2 separate regions of the Homo sapiens genome follow, and region 1 is linked to region 2. Evidence: chromatin loops called from intact Hi-C (ENCODE). Cell type or tissue: natural killer cell. All regions are shown on one strand.

Region 1 (2,500 bases), 200 kb before region 2:
TGATTTTTTAATTTTTTGTAGAGACAGGGTCTCACTTTGTTACCCAGGCTGGTCTCCAACCCCTGGGCTCAAGCAATCTGCCTGTCTCAGCTCCCCAAAGTGCTGGGATTACAGGCATAAGTCACCACACTCGACCTTAAAAATATTTTTCTAACTTTAAAAATTATCAACATCTTTAACTTTTAAGGTATAAAAACTCCAAAAAAGAAACCAAAATCAAGTGCAGATGCTTGAGCCCAACACCCAAGGATTCTGGTTCAGTGGGTCAGATGATCCCAGGTGACTCTGAGACAGGGCCTTGAGGAAGCACATTTTAAGTAGCATGGGGTCCCCTCCTTAAGACCAGTTGCTGTCCTTCAGGCTCCTGTGCAATGCTCACAGTCCAGGGCCTCTGCCTGTGCCATTCCCTCTGCCTCGGATGCCTTTTGCAGCAGCCTCTGGAGACCTTCTTTTGCCCTCAAGGCCCATTTAAATCCCTCAGATAATGAATTACTCCTACCTCTTCTTTCACTTAAAATGTGGCTTGTGTTTTTCTTTTTGTTTGTTTTGGTCTTTTTTAAACGTCTCTCTCCCCTCTGGACTTTGCAACTGAGAATAGGGTGCCATGTCTGATTCATATCTGCCCTCATCACACTTACCACCGTCTTAGCACAAACCTGGCGGTCCATAAATACATGGGTCCAATGGCATCAAATGACCCTGTGCCTCACCTCTGAGGAAACCAAAGCCCCATGTCCCTGCTACACTTTGCCCAATCCCTCTGAAAGACTCCTTTTTGGTCGTACTTGATCACTGAAGAAGGAACTGGACACAGGAAGAAATTAACTTCCTCTAAAACAGTGGTTCTTTTTTATTTTTGAGACAGGGTTTTGCTCTGTTGCCCAGGCTGGAGTGCAGTGCCATGATCACAGCTCACTGCAGCCTTGACCTCCTGGGCTCAAGCGATCCTCCTGCCCCAGCCTCCTGAGTAGCTGAGATTACAGGCAGGCGCTACCATGCCTGGCTAATTTTTTATCTTTTTGTAGAGACAGGCCCACAGTGTGTTGCCCAGGCTAAGCGGTGGTTCTTAACCAGGATGATTTTGCTTCCCAAAGGACATTTGGCAATGTCTGCAGACATTTTTTATTGTCACAACTGGAAAACTGCTGCTAGCATCCAGTGGGTGGAGACCAGGGATACTGGTCGGCCCTCCACAACAAAGAATTATCCAACCTAAAATGTCATAGAGCTGCGATTGAGAAACCCTGCTTTAAAGCACCAGCCTGGCCAATAATAGCCAGTGAAAATTGAGCCCAAGTGCCTCTGTCAGATTCTCAGCAGGAGATAGTGTACACTCAGCTGCGGTTTTGAAATTGTTTGACAGTGTATACTCAGCTGGGGTTTTACAACTGGTTAAATGAATGTCCTACAGAAATGTGCATAGGGTTAAGGCAACTACAAAGGGATGTCGAGGCACCCAAGAGCCAGCAACAGAGGGAGCTCTCACACCCCTAAACATGAAGGGGTCAGGTGACGAGGGCAGTGTCATTGGAGCTTAGTGAGAGCTTGAGCTCTGAAAGAGGGGCTGCCCAACAGGAACTGTGCTCATGGAGGGCCACGCCATTGTCAGGAGATAGACCCTGACTTCTTTTGCCCTCCTACTTTCCAGCCTCTTGCAGGAATCTTCTATCAGCCAAATATAGCCAGAAGCCAGAAAGCAATGAACACTTGAGTGATACAATGTGCCTTGCATCACTCAGTGCACAAAGGCAGGGGAGAGACTGTAGGAGAGTGAAGAGGAGGGAAGGTCAAATGGAAATAATGAACACATAGAAAATACTGGTTCCAGGTCTGAGTCCTACCTGGGGCCCTGTTGAGAAGGAGTATACCCTTTAAATGTCAATCAGAAATTTCCAGGGCTGACCATTCTCCTCTCCAGATCCATCCCATCCTGTGTAACATGGTGCCACACTCTCCCAGCATGGGAATGTCAATGAGAATTTTCCAGCCATTGGGAGTCTGCCAGGCTCATATGGCTTTTGTCTCCACTAGATCTGGCACCACTCCTTCTACAATGAGCTGCGTGTAGCACCTGAAGAGCACCCCACCCTGCTCACAGAGGCTCCCCTAAATCCCAAGGCCAACAGGGAAAAGATGACCCAGGTAAGAAGCCAGGAAGACTTGAACACTGGCATAAGAATGCAACATGGATGCTTGGCCAGATACTTTCTCCCCTTCAAACATCAGTGCAACAGAACTCTCTGAGGACCTGCTATGTCTGTGGTCCATGCCAGGCCCTGGGGGAGTGGGTGTGGAATAATGAACTATCAAACTGGCATAGTTCCTGCCCTTAATGAGATTACAAACCATTCTACAGGCCAAGAAGTGCTGTGATTTTTGCCAAATAATCTTTTATTCTTCATTGTCCTTTAAGATCATGTTTGAAACCTTCAATGTCCCTGCCATGTACGTCGCCATTCAAGCTGTGCTCTCCCTCTATGCCTCTGGCCGCACGACAGGT
Region 2 (2,500 bases):
TTGGTTTTTCTTGTGATATTAGCAGAAATGATCTCATGCTAGCCATGTGGATGTGTGTGTGGTGAATGGGGGGCTTCATCAGGACACACAGAGGGGAATGTGGCCACACGGTGGATGACCACCAAGCCCTGAGATGAACAGGTATTTACTGAGCAGTTGTATTCAGATATGGGTCTTCATGAATCATGTTTAACAATCAGATGACCGCTATAGGCAAGTTCCTGAGCTTCCGGGTGCCTTGAGTAAGAGCTGAGAACCGGCCTGCTGGGTGTTTACTGTATCTGTTTGGAAGCACTGGCGGAGGGTCGTTGTAAGATGTCCTGAGCATTTATGTGGTCTGGTTTTAACTGTAAATAGTGAAAGATTTTTTTAAGCACTTTTGCCTAGATTTAAACAGCAACTTGAAAAAAAAAGTATGTTTTAACATGTAATTGTGGGAGAAATTGTAAATAGTAGCCGAATATTTAATGTGCTTTGTCTATCCTCCACTTTTACCATATTCTGTAAAGTTGCATTTATTTTACAGGACAAAAAAATGAAATATTATTGCTTTTGAAATAAATACCCAAGAGCTTATCAGGACTTAGAATTATTCAGAACTCAGATTTATAGGAAAACCTCTGACCTTCAGTTTGACAAGCTAAAGGAAGCAGAGTCTTTAATGAGCATGCTAATTTTCTAGTTTTGAGGAAAAATTGGGTCCTTTAAATGCTATTTTGCTTATCGCATCAGTACTTTTATGCAGGTCTCATTTGACTCCGTGCTTAGGTAGATGCGGGGGTGCCTTGAAAACTTCATTTTAAATGATCTTAAGCAAGAAATACAATATTTTACGAAACATTTGGAGAATGTGACCGTCTGTATGACCCGTGGAAGCCCCAGGTTGGCTGTTGGTTTGGAAGGTCCCGAGTGTAACCCAGGTGATTCTGATACTTGGCATGTGTGAATCTTCCTGATGTATGTTAAATAAACTCTTCCCCTCATCACCCTTTGGTAGGAAAGCCATTAGATGAAAGGAGAAACCAATACAAGCTAAAAGCATGCGACGTCTGTCCCCCAGCCCAAACAGCCTTGGTTCATCAGTTTCTGCAGTAGGAGATAGGCTGCTGAGAGGTGAGTCAAGAGGCAGTCTCCATTGGATGTCCCCACTCCCCGCAGAATGGCGTTTCCAGAGTTAGGCGGTGTGGTTGCCGTGCTCAAGCCCATGCTGATTTGTACACTACATGTCTAACCTACCTCAAATCTCAGTCATTAAAATTAGCATGCTTTAGACATATATTTAAAAAGTAACTATGCACAGCTCTTTATCCCCCCCTTGCTGCTGAAGCTTTCTTAAAGAGAAAAATCAAATTTTTATTTTTTACTGGCACTATCATTTTTTAAGTCCTAAAGATGATTAACAGACATTTTTATCATGAGAAGAAAAATAAAGCCATTGCAACTAAAGAACCTAACAGCATGACCAAGTTCGAAGAGTCATATTATAGCAACGGAAATCGATGGCGTCTTAGTCATCTCCCCAGTGTGCCCTGTCCACGGACACCATCCACGTGCAGTGCAAACATTTGGTTCCTTTTCTGCTCTGTTTTGTTTTCCCTGCCTGTTGCGTGCAAGGGAAGTGCTTGTAAAGTTCTGTGCTACGAGATTTTTAAAATAAAAATCGCTTCGCAGCAGGTTCTCACAAAATAACTGGTGCTAGCTCAAGAAATCATCATCTGACCATCAGAAATCTTGACTAAAGGTGTTGCATGGATTTGGGGGTCTTTCGGTTTTTGGTTTTGGGTCTGGCTTTTAGCAGGGCCAATGTTTCCCACACCCCGGCTTCATGGGTACTGCTTTGCCTTCTCACCAAGGTGACGATGGTGTGCGTGGAAAGAGATGATACCCCACCGCCCCCTCTTGGTCCTTCCACCAGCCTCTTTTGGGAACAGTAGTTTGCAGAGCAAGGGATTTTTAAAGCGCTAAAGCAAGGAAAGAAGTAGCAGAGCTTAACTGCTTTGTACCACACAGCAGTAGATGTGCAAGGACGGTTGACAATGAGTCGATGATAACCTAATTTCATTGAGAGAAACCCAGCCAGACTTGCTTCTAGAGGTTTAATCACCATGAGATCTCAAACCAAGGCAAAGCTGGTGGAAAACTATATGATATCCCTGACGTGCCTCAACCAGTATCTCTTTCCTTTTGTTACTGAAGTGTGTTTTATGGACTAGGAAGCATTTTTATGAATTGAAATAGTCTAAATAAAATGGTGCTATGGTGTTTTAATGTGACTGTCCCTGATCCTGTCTTGCTGAGGTGCTATCAACGTTCTGAAACCACAACCAACCAAAAACAAGGTGGGCTCCAGTCTCTTGGCTTTTTTTTTTCCCTCCCCTCTTTTGGTGCTGTCTTAGACCCGTTTACCGTGCTATAATCTGCTCTGAGCAGTGTTGTGTTGTGTTGTATTGTTCTTCCCTTGGTGGCCAAACAAAGCAAGTCGAGAAGGCAGCTATCTCCC

What was found. Hi-C counts contacts between places; a loop is a spot of excess contacts. Peaks named below come from ENCODE experiments on the same cell type or tissue, not always from the same donor. Only the 100,000 strongest peaks of a DNase experiment are listed, where the experiment ranks them.
Region 1: a loop joins it to region 2, with 15 times the contacts of the local background. A loop is called at or near these places in 8 of 110 quality-filtered maps.

Annotation. Positions count from the first base shown.
Region 1 is chr2:73,906,642-73,909,141 of GRCh38, forward strand. ACTG2 (actin gamma 2, smooth muscle) reads left to right here. Exons shown (of 9, transcript NM_001615.4): 4 at 2,032-2,142; 5 at 2,414-2,498. Among named protein-coding and RNA genes, the nearest start is that of ACTG2, 15 kb to the left of the region's middle. In natural killer cell, no CTCF peak of the experiment used is centred here; a DNase peak (open chromatin) is centred at 1,480.
Region 2 is chr2:74,103,735-74,106,234 of GRCh38, forward strand. It overlaps TET3 (tet methylcytosine dioxygenase 3), which reads left to right. Exons shown (of 12, transcript NM_001287491.2): 12 at 1-2,500. Among named protein-coding and RNA genes, the nearest start is that of BOLA3, 43 kb to the right of the region's middle. In natural killer cell, a CTCF peak has its summit at 1,371; a DNase peak (open chromatin) is centred at 1,287.